Regions from separate parts of the Homo sapiens genome. Here region 2 is linked to region 1. Evidence: chromatin loops called from intact Hi-C (ENCODE). Cell type or tissue: HepG2. All regions are shown on one strand. Links, peaks and the distances in the headings refer to the core of each region. The heading gives the core; the rest is flanking DNA.

Evidence for each region. Hi-C counts contacts between places; a loop is a spot of excess contacts. Peaks named below come from ENCODE experiments on the same cell type or tissue, not always from the same donor. Only the 100,000 strongest peaks of a DNase experiment are listed, where the experiment ranks them.
Region 2: a loop joins it to region 1, with 4 times the contacts of the local background. A loop is called at or near these places in 7 of 110 quality-filtered maps.

What each region holds. Positions count from the first base shown.
Region 1 is chr2:201,052,497-201,064,584 of GRCh38, reverse strand. The region is part of intron 1 of HYCC2 (hyccin PI4KA lipid kinase complex subunit 2); the gene reads left to right. It also overlaps the pseudogene HNRNPA1P35. Among named protein-coding and RNA genes, the nearest start is that of HYCC2, 13 kb to the left of the region's middle. In HepG2, for the core only: no CTCF peak of the experiment used is centred there; DNase peaks (open chromatin) are centred at 5,464, 6,644 and 7,334; H3K4me3 peaks cover 672 bases.
Region 2 is chr2:201,002,681-201,007,680 of GRCh38, reverse strand. All of the region lies in intron 7 of HYCC2 (hyccin PI4KA lipid kinase complex subunit 2), which reads left to right. The region is part of intron 1 of LOC105373835 (a long non-coding RNA gene); the gene reads right to left. Among named protein-coding and RNA genes, the nearest start is that of ORC2, 42 kb to the right of the region's middle. In HepG2, for the core only: a CTCF peak has its summit at 2,294 (motif pointing left); a DNase peak (open chromatin) is centred at 30.

The DNA.
Region 1 (12,088 bases), core at 3,548-8,547:
ATGGTGAACTTCAGGTCACAACAGTAACTATCAGTTCAACTACACCAAGGTTTCCGAAGACAATAGCTTCTCCACCCAAGCAGGTTGTATATAAATTCCAAATAGAACCTGGCATCACCCTGAAGGAATTCTAACTTCACACTGTTGGGGAAATTTACCAAGATGGCTTCAGAGTAGACTAACTTTACACAGCACATTAAAAAAAAAGACATTTATTCAGCGTCACGATCAGACTATTACATTTAGCAATCAACAGCATGGGTGCAAAAAAAAAAATCTACATTAAAACCCTTTGTTGGAATGCTTTACACTTTCCACAGAACAGAAACTAAAATAACCTGTTATACAATTAGTCACAAATACAGTCCTCGAGTTTTTTGCCCATACACATGAGTATTTGTCTAAAACATGTCTTCTTTGTAGCAGCTAGGCCCTGCCACCACTGTGCTTGGCTGAGTTCACAAATCTGTTGTAACCTGTAGCTTCCCTGTCACTTCTCTGGCTCTCCTCTCCTGCTAAGCTTTGTTTCCTAATTAAAATCTTCTGCCACTGCCATAGCTACTGCTACTGCTGGAACCGCCATAGCCACCTTAGTTTCGTGGTTTTGCAAAGTATTGGCCTCCACCGCCATAGGGGCCAGAGCTTCTGCCTCCAAAATTTCCTCCCTTCACGGGTCCAAAATTTGAAGACTGATTTTTGTAATTGCCAAAATCATTGTAGCTTCCACCACCTCCAAAATGGCTTCCATCATTACCAAATCCATTATAGCCATCCCCACTGCCATCATATCCACCACCACCACGGCTGCCACCAAAGCCACCATGACCACTGAAGTTTCTTCCATGACCAAAGTTGTCATTCCCACTGAAACCACCTCCACGACCACCACCAAAGTTTCCAGAACCACTTCGACCTCTTTGGCTAGATGAAGCACTAGTCATCTCTTGCTTTGACAGGGCTTTTCTAACTTCACAGTTGTGGCCATTCACAGTGTGGTATTTCTGAATGACAATCTTATCCACGGAGTCATGGTCATCAAAGGTTACAAAGGCAAAGCCCCTTTTCTTCCCACTGCCTCGGTCAGTCATGATTTCAATCACTTCAATTTTTCCATACTGTTCAAAATAATCTCTTAGGTGATGTTCTTCAGTGTCTTCTTTAATGCCACCAACAAATATCTTTTTCACAGTTAAGTGGGCACCTGGTCTTTGAGAATCTTCTCTCGAGACAGCTCTCTTTGGTTCCACGACTCTTCCATCCACCTTCTGTGGCCTTGCATTCATAGCTGCCTCCACCTCCTTCACAGTGGCATATGTGACAAACCCAAAGCCCGTGGAGCACTTGGTGTTTGGATCTCTCATTACCACACAGTCTGTGAGCGTTCCCCGTTGCTCAAAATGGCTCCTCAGGCTCTCATCGGTTGTTTCAAAGCTCAACCCTCCAATGAAGAGCTTCCTCAGCTGTTCGGGCTCTTTAGGAGACTCTGACTTAGACATGACGGCAGGGTGAAGAGAGACTTTAACGATGCTTCTTCGGCGGCGTCCACGGGCAGAAAGGAGAAGATTTTTATTATAGTACTTGATGCATAATAAATGTTAGCTGCTATTAATAGTAATAGCAGCAGCAGCAGCAGTAGTAGTTGTTCAGGCCTCTAACCTCTCAGTAGGCCTCTCACTAGGACCATTTCAACAGTTGCCGTATATATATGTTTATATATATTATATATATAAATCTAATTAATATATTTAATAATTATTATTATTTTTGGAGACAGGGTCTCACTCTGTTGCCCAGGCTGGAGTGCAGTGGTGCGATTATAGCTCACTGCAGCCTCAACCTCCTGAACTCAAATGATCCTCCCATCTCTGCCTCTTGAGTAGCTGGGATTACAGGCGCTTGCTACCACTCCTGGCTAATGTTTTTTTTTTTTTTGTGAGACAGAGTCTCGCTCTGTTGCCCAGGCTGGAGTGCAGTGGCGCGATCTCAGCTCACTGCAAGCTCTGCCTCCCAGGTTCATGCCATACTCCTGCCTCAGCCTCCCAAGTAGCTGGGACTACAGGTGCCCGCCACCACCACGCCTGGCTAATTTTTTGTATTTTTATTAAAGACGGGGTTTCACCATGTTAGCCAGGATGCTCTCGATCTCCTGACCTTGTGATCTGCCTGCCTCGGCCTCCCAAAGTGCTGGGATTACAGGTGTGAGCCACCGCGCCCGGCCTCATTTTTGTATTTTTAATAGAGACAGGATATGTTGGCCAGGCTGGTCTTGAATTCCTGACCTCAAGTGATCCACCCTTTTCAGCCTCCCAAAGTGCCAGGATTACAGGCTGGAGCCACCATGTCTGGCCAGATTTCTATTATAATATAGTAATTTCCTCCCACCAGTTTTGCCAGTTGATCTTTTATTAAAGATAGTATACCTTTGTATTTGTATTCCATAATATTACAATATGTGCTTTTACTTTATTTTATAATTTTTTGAGACAGGGTCTTGCTTTGTTGCTCAGACTGGAGTGCAGTTGTGTGATCGTGGTTCACTGCAGCCTCGACCTCCCAGGCTCAAGCAGTCCTCCCTCCTCAGCCTCCCAAGTATTTGGGACCACAGGCATGCACCACCATGCCCAGTTGATTTTGTCCTTTTTATAGAGACGAAGTCTTGCTTTGTTGCTCAGGCTGGTCTCAAACTTCTGGGCTCAAGTGATCTGCCTGCCTTGGCCTCCCAAAGTGCTGTGATTACAGGTGTAAGCCACTGCACCTGGCCAGAATGTGTACTGTTTTATGCAAGTCTGTTGGGTAGGCCACAGAGAGATCAGTTTATTTTCCGTTTTCTTTAAGAATGAAAAACAGTCTAAAAAATGACAGTCAGTAAAATAATTTGTGAAAAGATTTTTCTGAATTAAATTTTAAATTTAAAAATTTAAAAATTTTCTTATTCAATAAAAATAAAAAAAAAAAAACTATAAGTATGAAAGACTTCAAGTGGCAGCCAGGAAGAACTGGTTCAAAGTATTTATGAAGTATAAATAGAAAAGTCTGTATAATATGCAGGAAAATCAGCCTTAATTGATTATGATTGTTGTGCTACAGCAGTGTTTTTTTAAAACTTGAAGGAGGTTAATCTGTAGAAGAGTCAACTATTTTATTTTATTTTTTTTTTCAGATGGAGTTTCGCTCTCCCAGGCTGGAGTGCAATGCTGCAGTCTCTGCTTACTGCAACCTCCACCTCCCGGGTTCAAGCGATTCTTCTGCCTCAGCCTCCCAAGTAGCTGGGGTTAAAGGCATGTGCCACCATGCTTGGCTAATTATTAGTATTTAGTAGAGACAGGGTTTCACTATGTTAGGCTGGTTTCGAACTCCTGACCTCAGGTGATCCACCCACCTTGGCCTCCCAAAGTGCTGGGATTACGGGCATGAGCCACCACCACACCCAGCCAACTTTTTTTTTTTTTAATTTGAACAAGTTTTAAACAGCTAGTTGAACATCTTCCATTAAAATGTTCCTTTTTTTTTTTGATAAACTATTTATTTTCTTAACCCATTATTTTCATGTAATTTGGCTTTTCCAGTTACAGTTTTGTAAGCCACATTGCCTTTTTAGAACATAACTACCAACTGTTGGCAAAAAATTACAGTACTGTAGTATGAAATTTGTTAGTGTACTAAAGTACTCTAAACATCCATCCATATGTTGTACTCTCCAAGAGTAGAATCTCTTTTTTCAGTCTTGCTTCCTACTCTACCCCTCCCATTTCAGTAGAAATATCTTATACTTTATGAACATTAAGTTGAGGCATAGCTGAGATGGCTGTTGGTGTTTTAGAATACAAATTTGTTGCTGGAGTCTCTTTTTTGCTTTATCAGTTAGGAATTGTGTTTGGCTGCCGGAAACAGAGATAAGAAATAACCATTGCTTAAAGTAGTTAATTTGGTAAAAAAAATTCAGACGTAGGAGATCTAGGGCCTATATGGCAACTCTGTGGAGTTGTCAAGGGCACAGGCTGCTTCTGTCTTCTTCTTTCGCCATCTTTAGCATGTGTCTTCTACTTTCAAGATTACCTAATGGTTGCTGGACCTCCAGCCATCACATTTATGTTCTAGGCAGAAGAAAGGAGGAAGAAAGGCATAGACAAAAGGGCTATATCTCTCATCTTTTAAAAAAACCTCTCTAGAATTTCCTACACAACACTTCTTCTGATCTCATTGACTGAAACATAGTCATTTGGCTATACTTAGCTACAGGTAAGGTTCAGAAATGGCTTTTAGCTGGTCATACAAACTAGATTAGTGAGAGTGGAGTAAGGATCTATATTGGATGGAAACTAGTAATCTTTGACATACTTGCTCCTTATCTTCTATACTGTATCTGCTGCTGACCGCCTAGTAGTGCTGTTAAGCTCTTCATTCAATAGACATGAATTAAGTGCTAACTATGTACTAGGTCCTGTTAAGAACCGGAAATGCAAATGCAAGTGAGGCATACTCCCTGCCCCAGAAAAGTTGTGGTTTAGTAAGAAGAACCCCCCCCCCCCCGCTTTTTTTTTAGACAGAGTTTTGCTGTTGTTGCCTAGGCTGGAGAGCAGTGGCGCAATCTCGGCTCACTGCAACCTCCGCCTCCCGGGTTCAAGTGATTCTCCACCTCAGCCTCCCAAGTAGCTGGGATTACAGGCATGTGCCACTACGCTGGCTAATTTTTGTATTTTTAGTAGAGACGGGGTTTCACCATGTTGGCCAGGCTGGTCTTCAACTTTTGACCTCAGGTGATCCACCCGCCTCGGCCTCCCAAAGTGCGAGGATTACAGGCATGAGCCACTGCACCCAGTCAATAAGAGGGCTCTTCAACCTGCACACAGGTCTTTGACAACATAAGATGTTGAGTACTATGGGCTGTTGTGACTATGATTCTGCCCACCCCATCAATTTATGAGGCTTAAGAGGGAGAAGGGGAGAGGCCTTCTTTGGAAGGGGAGTATTAATGGAAAGAAACTATTCCCTGCTCTGTGAGGGGAAAGGAAAGGGTTTTTTCCTTCCCAAAAGTCAAGATAAGGAGGTCCTGAAAGAGTCACTCTCTGTCATTAAGAAGAGAGATTTACATTTGCTCTTTGGTTGGGTATCTGCCTAGCCACCAATCTCACTTATATGCCCCTGTTCTACTGAAGAAGACATGGTAATGGAATGCCTGATACCAGGGCCAGGCATTCCCATCTATAACTTGGATTCCTGTTCTGAGAGGTATAAGAGATGGATTCTGCATATATCCTTAGGTCATTCTGAACAAGTCAGGAACTATATTCATCAGGGTTTTCCAGAGAAACAGAACCAATAAGGTTGTGTGTGATTTATTATAAGGTTTATTATAGGAATTGGCTTACACAATTTAGGAGGCTGACAAGTCCCGAGATCTGCAGGGTAGTTGGCAAGCTGGAGACTCAGGAGACCTGACTGTATAGTTCCAGTCAGACACAGTCCAAAGTCCTGAGAACCAGAGATAACATAGTAGCAGTCACTCAGGCTTGAGACTCTGAAGAGCTAATGTTTCAGTTTGAGTTTGAAGGCTGGAGAAAGCCAATGTCCTTAGGCAGGAGGAACTGACTCTCTACTTGGGGGAGGCTTAGCCTTTTTGTCTGTTCAGGCTTTCCACTGATTAAATGACATCCACCACATTAGGAAAGGCAGTCTGCTTTACTCAGTCTATAGATTTAAATGTTAATCTCATATGGAAACACCCAGAAAAATGTTTAGCTAAATATATGGAGATGAGATTGGAAACATTTTTATCCAGGGTAGAATGGAAGCTCTCTGACCAGAGAAAAGTGTCATGACATAGTGATAAGAAACAAATGTAATTCGATATGAAAATTTCTGTGATTTCTTTTTTTTTCTTGAGATGGGGTCTGGCCCTGTTTCCCAGGCTGGAGGCCAATGGTGCAATCTTGGATTACTGCAACCTCCACCTCCCAGGTTCAGGTGATTCTCATGCTTCACCTTCCTGGGTAGCTGGGACTACAGGCATGCGCCACGATGCCTGGCTAATTTTGTATTTTTAGTAGAGACGGGGTTTCACCATGTTGGCCAGGCTGGTCTCCTGACCTCAAGCGATCCACCCGCCTTGGCTTCCCAAAGTGCTGGGATTACAGGCGTGAGCCGCTGTGCTGGGCCTAATACCTGTGATTTCTATTGGTGACCAAATCACAAAAATATTATGGCTGGTTGTTTTATTGTTTTGCCTATACTCACAATCTAATGACATTATAAATGTTAGTTAGAGATTGGTAAAAAGTGATACAATTTTCTTCTTATCAAAGTTTATGAGTTTTATTATAGATCCCTGGGGGTCTGTGGACGCTATGTTGAGAACTTCTGTGTGAAGAGGAAGGAGAGGGCTTTGAATTGATGCAGGGTTGTATGCTATGGAAAAGATTCATAGAGGAGGCAACTGTTGGTCTGAGTGTTGGAAGAAGGGGAGGGTAGTTAGGATAGAGGGTAGTTGAAAGGCATTCCAGAGAGGAATGTAGCATAAGAAAATGTGTGAGGTGTGAGACAGCCTGGCATATTGTGAAATTGTAGATCAGCATTGGTGAGGGGAAGTCTGTGTTGAGCCAGGGTATAATTTCTATTCTTGCTGACAAGACCATTTTGTTCACGTGCCTGTTGAGCAAATACTGGTTACAAAGGCCATTTAGCCAAACCGATAGATCCATATCTTTGGTCTCTTCAGGTATAGTGAACAACGAGATACTGTTTGAAGTTTTGCCTACTGGGAGTTCCCTTTCTCCTGTCCTGTAGGGCTACTTCTCTGTAAGGTCAATGCCAGCAGACTGTATGCAACCATGTATAAACCAGGCCTAAGTTTTTTTTTTTCCTTCTTTCCTTTGATCTTAGGGAACTCTACAAGGCCATAGATTAAGGAAGAGTTGATTAGTAGAAGTAAGTGCCATGGGTGTCTCAGCCATTTGTTCTTCTAGCTTATTTGTGCTTTTGGAGCCTGCTCTAACCTCATTACAACCATTGTAGTCAGGATTACTTGGTTATGTAGTGGTAACAACCAACCTTCAAATAAAGGCTTAAAATTTGAAAAAGAGAGATTTGTTTCCTCTCATGTAAAATCTGGTGCAAGCTGGGTGATTCCAGGCAGCTGTTCTTCATTTGATGGGTCAGCATTGCATATCTATATTTATCTCTGCTTCTATTATCATAGTGACGAGAAGAACAGGCTGGAGAATTGCATACTGGCACATAAATGTTTCTACAGAAATGATTTCTGCTCTTTGGTCAAAGAAAGTCATAAGGTCACATTTGACTTAAAGAGGATAGACAAATATAGTCCTCCCTTGTTCCCTTGAAAGTTCATATCTGACACACTATCACTTCCATTTCATCATGGAATGCTGCCAGCACATATAGCTTTATGGCTTGGAGGATCGGAACACTCACTTCTTGAAAGTATGTCAGGTCACATGGTCAGTCTCTGCTGGTGCTCAAAAGCCAAGCAAGGAGCTATTTCTCAAAAGAAGAGCAATCATCTGCAGAGAGGGCATAGCTCTCTTCAGAAGCAGTAGTTCTCATGCAGGGGCACACTTGACAATGTTTAGAGACATTTTGTTGGTCCAATTCAGGGCATTGCTATTGGCATGTAATAGGAAGAGGGCAGGGATGCTGCTAAACATCCTACCATGTAAAAGACAGCCTTTCACAATGTCAAGGGTGACCAAAATGCCAATAGTGCCAAGGTTAAGAAATCCTGCTTTAGATGGACTTAAGTGCCTGGTGGTCTGTGTTGTGATTCTTCTAGCAGGGCCTACTGGTAGCTTTATACAGCTACTTTATCATCTACCACAGACGCTTTGAATACCACCGAATTTGCTGGATATTAAGGCCCAAATGGCAGAGCATCTTTTTTTTTTTTTTTTTTTGAGATGGAGTTTCACTCTTGTTACCCAGGCTGGAGTGCAATGGCATGATCTTTGCTCACCGCAACCTCCGCCTCCCGGGTTCAAGCAATTCTCCTGCCTCAGCCTCCGGAGTAGCTGGGATTATAGGCATGCACCACCACGCCTGGCTAATTTTGTATTTTTAGTAGAGATGGGGTTTCTTCATGTTGGTCAGGCTGGTCTCGAACTCCCAACCTCAGGTGATCCGTCTGCCTCAGCCTCGCAAAGTGCTAGGATTACAGGCGTAAGCCACTGCGCCCGGCTGGCAGAGCATCTTATACTGCTACCTTGACCTCTTGCCTTCTCATGTCCTAGGCCCCATTTAAAACTGGCAGCTATTAATGAATTATTCAGGAAATGGGCAGAGCATCACACTAAATATGGTTTATGTTATTTCTAGAATTTAAAGAGTTCCACTGTGCACAGTGCTTCATTTTATTTTATTTTATTTATTTTTTTTTTTGAGACGGAGTCTCGCACTCTTGCCCAGGTTGGAGTGCAGTGGCGCCATCTCGGCTCACTGCAAGCTCCACCTCCCAGGTTCATGCCATTCTCCTGCCTCAGCCTCCTGAGTAGCTGGGACTACAGGCTACAGGCGCCTGCCACCACCCCGGCTAATTTTTTGTATTTTTAGTAGAGACGGGGTTTCACCGTGTTAGCCAGGATGGTCTCGATCTCCTGACCTTGTGATCCACCCGCCTCGGCCTCCCAAAGTGCTGGGATTACAGGTGTGAGCCACCGTGCCCAGCTATTTTTATTTTAGAGATAGGGTCTTTCTATGTTGCCCAAGCTGGTCTTGAACTACTGGCCTCAAATGATCCTCCCACATCAGCCACCCGAGTAGCTAGGATTACAGGCATAAGCCACTGCTCCCAGCATTGTGCTTCTTTCTAAGTGGTGGTGGCAGGCTGAGCTATGATAACTTGTCCTTCATTTTTATTTTTATGTTTTTATTTTTAGAGACAGGGTTTCACTCTGTCACCCATGCTGGGGTGCAGTGGCATGATTGTAGCTCAATGTAACCTCAAACTCTGGGCTTAAGTGATCCTCTCACCTCAGTCCCTGGAGTAGCTGGAACTATAGGTGCTCACTACCATGGCCTGTTAATTTTTGTATTTTTTATTGAGACAGGGTTTTGCCATGTTGCCCAGGCTGGTCTCAAACTCCTGGGCTCAAATGATTTGGCTTCCTCGGCCTCCCAAAGTGCTGGGATTACAGGTGTGAGCCCCTACGCCTAGCCTAGAATTTTAGTGTTTGTTTTTTTTTTTTTTTTCGAGATGGAATTTCGCTCTTGTTGCCCAGGCTGTAGTGCAATGGTGCGATCTCGGCTCACCGTGAGTTTTAGTTTTACAAGATGAAAAGAGTATGGTGATGGTTGGACAACATTATGAATGTATTTAATACTACTGAAATGTACATTAAAAATGGTTAAGATGGTAAATTTTTTTACCACAATAAAAAAAATTGAGGAAAAAACACAAAAGAAAAAAAGATGCCAATATTTCAAATATTTTTGCCTTTAGGAAGAACTTATTATGAACTGTGTCAGTTAACTAAGTAAGGAATACTTTTAGAGGTTAAAAATGCCACGAAATCCAGACACTGCATTTCTTGACTCAACTCTTTGAATACCAACCGCTTTAAACATTTATTTATTCAGTATTTGAAAGGTTTATTCTAAAATTCAACATAGGCTAGGTACAGTGGCTCATGCCTGTAATCCCAGCACTTTGGGAGGCCAAGTCAGGAGGATTGCTTGATGCCCAGAGTTTAAGACCAGCCTGGGCAACACAGCAAGAACTCATCTCTGAAAATTAAAATTAAAAAAATTCGACATGTTTTCTTGGAATTTATTTTTGACTTTAATTTTGTGCCTACATACCTAAATAGGTTATATATCCAATATGTTTTTAGGTTCTTTGGTGTTGGATACTACTTTTTATGGGGGAAAATTTTTTTTTTACTTGAAATACAAGGAATGGATCCTTTCCTCCCTCCACCCCTATGTCACTAAATGGGAGTAAATTGTACTTAAGATATGCCCAAGCTTTAGCACCCAGAATGTAGTCTTTAAAATATTATTTCCTACTAAAAGGGGTTCCTTGGAGAAATGTCTGGTTCTAGGCCTAAGGCAGGATTTGTAGAAGGTAAGTCTGGAACTTCTTGTCCTAGCAGGAAGCTAGGAGGTTATCTTCATTTACTAGGTTTATGTCAAAAGGGCTTAGGAGCTTTGTAGAGGGTCCCTCAAGACCATTCCCACATTTCATGATTTCCAAGATTGACTCTCAGGACTCAAGTCATTTTATTCACAGTTATAGTTTATTGCAATGAGATGATACAAGGCAAAATCAGCAAAGCGAAAGGCATATGGAATGAAGTCTGGAAGAAACCAAGCTCAAGCTTGCAAGAATCCTCTCCCAGTAGAATTGGAAAAGATGCCATTAATTCTCCAGTAATGAGTTGTGTGCACAGCCTCAGATTAGCCCCTAATGAGATTTTAAGGGCTTCTCCGATTATTCCTGAGCATGCGTATAGCACTGGGTACACATCCCTTTGCATAAATATGACCTTCTGGATTCCCAGGAAGTTGTTGGAGCTTTTCAGAGTCTTTTATGGACATCTCATTCCCCAGCTTTTCTTTTCTGGGTTTTTTGTTTGTTTGTTTTTGAGGTAAGGTTTGTTTGTTTGTTTTTGAGATGGAGTCTCGCTCTGTCATCCAGGATCAAGTACAGTGGTGCAATCTCAGCTCACTGCAACCTCTGCCTCCTGGGTTCAAACGATTCTCCTACTTCAGCCTCCCAAGTAGCTGGGATTACAGGTGCTCGCCACCATGCCCGGCGAATTTTTTGTATTTTTAGTAGAGACAGGGTTTCACCATGTTAGCCAGGATGGTCTTGATCTCCTGACCTCGTGATCCACCCGCCTCAGCCTCCCAAAGTGCTGGGATTACAGGTGTGAGCCACCACGCCCGGCTTGGGCAGTTCTTTTTCTGATCTTCCCTGAGATTACTCATGTCATTTGATTGGGACTGTTATTTAAGATGGCTTCACTCACACATTTGTTGGGTAGTGCTGGCTGTTGGCTGGCCTATGTCTATTCATTAGGCTAGCTTTGGCTTCTTCACATGGCTGCTAGATTTTAAAAGTAGAAAGAAGGGCAAGCTCCAGTATGCAAGCACTTTTCAAACCTTTGCATTACGTGGGATAGTTTCGCATTCCTATAAATGTTTTTGAGCTCTGCTCTGGGATGCAGTTACATTTATTTGAAAATAGTTCCAGATTTTGATTTTACAGATCACCTGAGTTCAGGAGTTCGAGACCAGCCTGGCCAATATGGTGAAACCCCGCTTCTACTAAAAATACAAAAATTAGCTGGGCGTGGTGGTGGGCACCTATAATCCCAGCTACTTGAGAGGCCGAGGCTGGAGAATCACTTGAACCCAGGAGGCGGAGGTTGCAGTGACTGGAGATTGCGCCATTGTGCTCCAGCCTGGTTGACAAGAGCGAAATTCCGTCTCAAAAAAAAAAAAATTTTAAGATTTAATAGATAGTACTGGATCTGTGTTCACTGTAGGGGTAGTAAGTCCCCATTACTTAGGAAGAACTCTTATGTGTACTTGACCCCATCCTCAATGGAATTGGTGAGAAGCGGCACTATTTCTGGCCCTGTGTAAGTTCTGGACACTGCTACCTCTAATCTTTCTGGTGCTTCTTTTCCTGGCTTCTGGTAGTTTCCTCACACACACAGTGTGCTGATCAGTTTTCGTTTGACTACTAGAGAGGGATCCTTTGCAGATCTTCAGAGTTCGTTTTCAGTACAGCTCTCCACATTACGCTGTCCTCTAACACTTTGGTCTACCTGTACTCTTAGCTCTGCCTCCTTAACTCAGAGAGTCTACCAGGTTTCACTTGCCTTTCTCTTCCTTACCCTGCAGCCTGGAAAGTCTTGAGGAAGGAAGTTGAGGCAACTTCATTGTTCTTTACTGTCTGTGCCCAGTGTAATGAAAACTGTGTTTCATGTACTTTCTTTCTTTCTTTTTTCTTTTTCTTTTGAGACAGAGTCTCACTCTTGTCTAGGCTGCAGTGCAGTGGCACAGTCACGGCTCACTGCAGCCTCAACCTCCCAGGTTCAAGTGATCTTCCCACCTCAGCCTCCTGAGT
Region 2 (5,000 bases), core at 1-5,000, 53 kb after region 1:
GTGGTCAGTCCGGCCTGAAGTTCTGGTGTTACCAGTCTCGGCCCTAAACAAAGACTCTTTATCAGATTAACTTCCTAGGAGCAAAGGCCAGATGTCTCTTTGGGCAAGGCCAGTTTATAGATGGCCCATGAATTATTATGGTTCAACTTAAGGTTTTTCAACTTTACAATGGTATCAAAGCAATATGCATTCAATAAAAACTGTACTTCAAGTACCTATGTAAACCTTCTCATTTTTACTTTCAGTACAGTATTCAGTAAATTACATGAGATACTCAATTTTATGATAAATATAAAATAGGCTTTGTGTTAGATGATTTTTGCCCAGCTGTAGGGCTAATGTAAGTGTTCTGAGCACATTTAAGGTAGGCTGGACTATGCTATGATGTTCAGTAGGGTAGATGTATTAAATGCTTTTTTGACTTATGATATTTTCGATTTACAATGGGTTTATTGGTATGCAATTCCATCATAGGTCGAGAAACACCTGTATTTATTATACAGGCTGTCCCCTGGTCTTTGGCCAAGGCTCAAAAATGATCATGTTTATCTGGGCATCTACATTTAGTATAGCATTTATATGACAGATACTATCATTATGAATATGCCTAACATTTGGAGGAGCCAGTGTAGGTTACAGATAGATTTAAAGAAATAACTAATTCATCCTTTAATGTTTGCATATATTTTCATATTTTTGCACAAATTTGATTACCTCACCCCTCTTCTTTATCTACCTTGTGGTAAACTTGTGCAGCACTATTTGTCATAGAAATTAGTTAATGATTAGCTAAATTTAGTTCCTCCTCAGGCAAGTCATGTTCCATTAGTATTCATTCTAAGGAGGCTTCAATTCAATTTCCAATACATATGACCAATATTATAACCTTACCAACAATGCCAATATTATACCATGTCACAGGATGGCAGTAAATGAAACCTGAAAAATAAGAGCCAAAGATACTGGCACATTCATAGAGTGCCAGTCAGTCATTAACAATTATCCCAGTTCATCATCATATATGACCAAAATATCTCCCAGAGAGAAGTCACTCAAGTTTACAGACTTCTGTTTAGCCTTATTAAGTTCTAAAAGCAGGAGTGGCCTCACAAACACTTGACTTTTACTCTTTCAGGCATCTAGTATAATTGAGCTAATAGTATCATCTCTTGCTCTGAGTGTCTTCCAAGGTGCTAATGTATTTCCCACATTGCAAAACTCATTTATTCATTTAAAAAAATCTCGCCAGGTGCGGCTCATGCCTGTAATCCCAGCACTTTGGGAGGCCGATGCAGGTGGATCACCTGAGGTCAGGAGTTCAAAACCAGCCTGGCCAATGTGGCAAAACCCTATCTCTGCTAAAAAATACAAAAAAAAAAAAAAAATTAACCAGGCGTGGTGGTGGGTGCCTGTAATCCCAGCTACTTGAGAGGCTGAGGGAGGGACAATCACCTGAACCAAGGAGGCAGAGGTTGCAGTGAGCTGAGATCACGCCAGTGCACTCCAGCCTGGGTGACAGAGCAAGACTCCGTCTCAAAAAAAAAAAAAAAGCCAGGCGCGATAGCTCACGCCTGTAATCTCAGCACTTTGGGAGGCTGAGGCAGGCGGATCACAAGGTCAGGAGTTCGAGACTAGCCTGGCCAACATGGTGAAACTCTGTCTCTACTGAAAACACAAAAGTTAGCCAGGCGTGGTGGCGCATGCCTGTAATCCCAGCTACTCAGGAGGCTGAGACAGGAGAATCGCTTGAACCCGGGGAGGCGGAGGTTGCAGTGAGCCAAGATCGTGCCATTGCACTCCAGCCTTGGCGACAGAGTGAAACTCCGTCTCAGAAAAAATAAATAAATAAATAAAAATAACAAAATAAAAAATAAAAAATCTCAGCTACTATTTCTCTCTCTCTTCATTTGTACTCCGACTTTTCTACCTTGGAGAGAGGTTAGGTTTGACCATCGTGTTGGTCTCTATTTCTGGCAGCAAAACTGGCTAGCAAGTGCCTCCCTATCAATTCACTCCCAAGGATGTAGGGTATATTTATATAAAGAACTAATGTGCTATCACAACTAGGCGATAAATATACATTCTCTGTCAATCCTAATTTTGCCAGATGGAATGAAGGCATAGCCTAGCCCATCAGGCCTTTAGGAATTCTGACATAAAGATTTGAAGGTGTAGTTCCGGTTTTTTTGCTTAGGAATCATCTCTGCTCCTTGCACCCACAGTTGCAGCACTGGTACTGGAACCACTGCCTTAGGTGGGAAAAAAAAATGTTGAGGTGATGTGGAAAAGACGGGAAAAAAGTGTAGTAATACCACCACCTTCTGTCACTATGAGAATAACAGAATAGTAATGATGACTATTCCAGCATCATCTCTCCACTGCCTAATCCCAAACCCCCCCAGAAAAACAGAGGAATCTCTCCAGTGATAATTGGCCCTCCCTTGGCCCCGCTCAGGTTAAGTACACAGTCATGAAGGCCTATAAGCCAACCCTTCATACCTGTATCTCACCCCCAGCCTTTTAGACCAAAAATATCTCATTTGATTGTTCCAATTATTTTCATTTTTCAATTGCTTTCATTCCACGCAATTGCTTGTTCCATTACCCTGAGGATGTCTCTTTGCCCACTGTTGGACTTTTGGTCTTTTTTTTTTTTTTTTTTTTGAGATGGAGTCTTGCACTGTTGCCCAGGCTGGAGTGCAGTGGCACGATCTCGGCTCAGTGCAAACTCCGCCTCCTGGGTTCACACCATTCTCCTGCCTCAGGCTCCCAAGTAGCTGGGACTACAGGCGCCCGCCACCATGCCTGGCTAATTTTTTGTACTTTTAGTAGAGACGGGGTTTCACTGTGTTAGCCAGGATGGTCTCGATCTCCTGACCTCGTGATCCACCTGCCTCGGCCTCCCAAAGTGCCGAGGGATTACAGGCGTGAGCCACTGCACCCGGCCATTGGACTTTTGGTCTTTAAAGTGTGTTTCTTGCTCCAAAAATGTAGCTAAGCAGTCCATATGGGTACAATATCTTCTGGTCCTTTTACAGTACTCTGAGCATTTGATCCACAATCTGATAAGCAAAACCTAATGCAGTGTCTGTTCCTGTCAGGACCCATTTGTGGCCTCCAGAGACTGCTGGCATCTGTTTGGCTTGCCAGCTATGTGCAGGACCTTCCCCCAGAGGAATCTGCCCCATAGCCATCTGCAGTCTTTGTCTGTTTTATTGGCATTTTATGCCTCAGAGGGTACAAAAAATATGTCTAAATTCAACCCATCTCTGCATTGCTGCAGTACCACCATGTCCACTCATTTCATGGACCCAAGTGATCACTCCAGGTGGCTACACAGGGATATTTGCCCATAGGTGCCAGTCACCTGATTCTAGAAGGGAGTTCTCCTGATGTGCATTGACATATCCTACTTATGCACGCTTCAAATTCCCATAGTGATTTCCATATGCCTGTTTTTTTCCATACAGGCACCCCTTTATTAGGCCAGTTTTATATTACCCTTCTGCCTGACCACATGGCCAGGCCACTGGCCACCACTCATAAGCTGATAAAAACCCAAACAGGCCAGGCATGGTGGCTCACGCCTGTAATCCCAGCACTTGGGGAGGCTGAGGCGGGTGGATCACCTGAGGTCAGGAGTTTGAGACCAGCCTGACCAAAACATGGTGAAACCCTGTCTCACTAAAAATACAAAAAATTAGTTGGGCGTGATGGTGGGCACCTGTAATCCTAGCTACTCGGGAGGCTGAGGCAGGAGAATCACTTGAACCCAGAAGGCAGAGGTTTTGCAGTGAGCCGAGATTGTGCCACTGTACTGCATCCTGGGCAACAAGGGTGAAATCCATCTCAAAAAAAAAAAAAAAAAAAAAAAAGCAACAACAACAACAAAAAACCCAAACATAGCGGCAAACTGCATGCAATTCAGCCAACCTGCTAAGCTGATATGTTTTCACTTTTTTTTTTTTTTTTAAGATGGAGTCTCGCTCTGTCGCCCAGGCTGGAGTGCAGTGGCGCGATCTCTGCTCACTGCAACCTCCGCCTCCCAGGTTCAAGCGATTCTCCTGTCTCAGCCTCCTGAGTAGCTGGGATTACAGGCGCACGCCACCATGCCTGGCTAATTTTTGTATTTTTAGTAGAGATGGGGTTTCACCATTTTGGTCGGGCTAGTCTTGAACCCCTGACCTTGTGATCCACCCACCTCAGCCTCCCAAAGTGCTGGGATTACAAGTGCAGTGGTGCGATCTCAGCTCACTGCAGCCTTCACCCCACTAGTTGAAGCTATTCTCCTGCCTCAGCTTCCCAGCCCAGCTTTTTAAAGAATAAGTCTTGGGCTGGACACATTGGTTCATGCCTATAATCCTAGTGCATGGATTGAGGTGGGAGGATCACTTGAGGCCAGGACTTCAAGAACAGCCTGGACAGTATAGCAAGACCCGATCTCTTAAAAAATAGCTGAGTGTGGTGATACATGCCTATGGTCCTAGGTACTCTGGAGGCCGAGGCTGGAGGACCAAGCCCAGGAGTTTGAGGCTGCAGTAAGCTATGATTGCACCACTGCACTCCAACCTGGGCAACAAAGCGAGACCCAATCTCTTAAAAAAATTTTGTATTTCTTTCTCTAGTGGCACATAGATATCTTATTCTTTTTAATGATGAGTTATTATTCCATTTTATGTATGTACCATCAATTTTTAGCCAGTCTCTTATTGAGTAAATTTAGATTGTTTTCAGTTTTTTGCTGCTATAAACAATATTACAGGGAACACATTTTTTGTACATACATTTGCGTGAGAGCACGAAAAGTATCTATAGGATAAATTCCTAGCAGTGAATTGTTACGCTAAATAATATCTGTGGCCGGGTGCAGTGGCTCACGCTTGTAATCCCAGCACTTTGGGAGGCCGAGGTGGGTGGATCACGAAGTTAGGAGTTCGAAACCAGCCTGGCCAACACAGTGAAACCCGTCTCTACTAAAAATACAAAAATTAGCTGGGCGT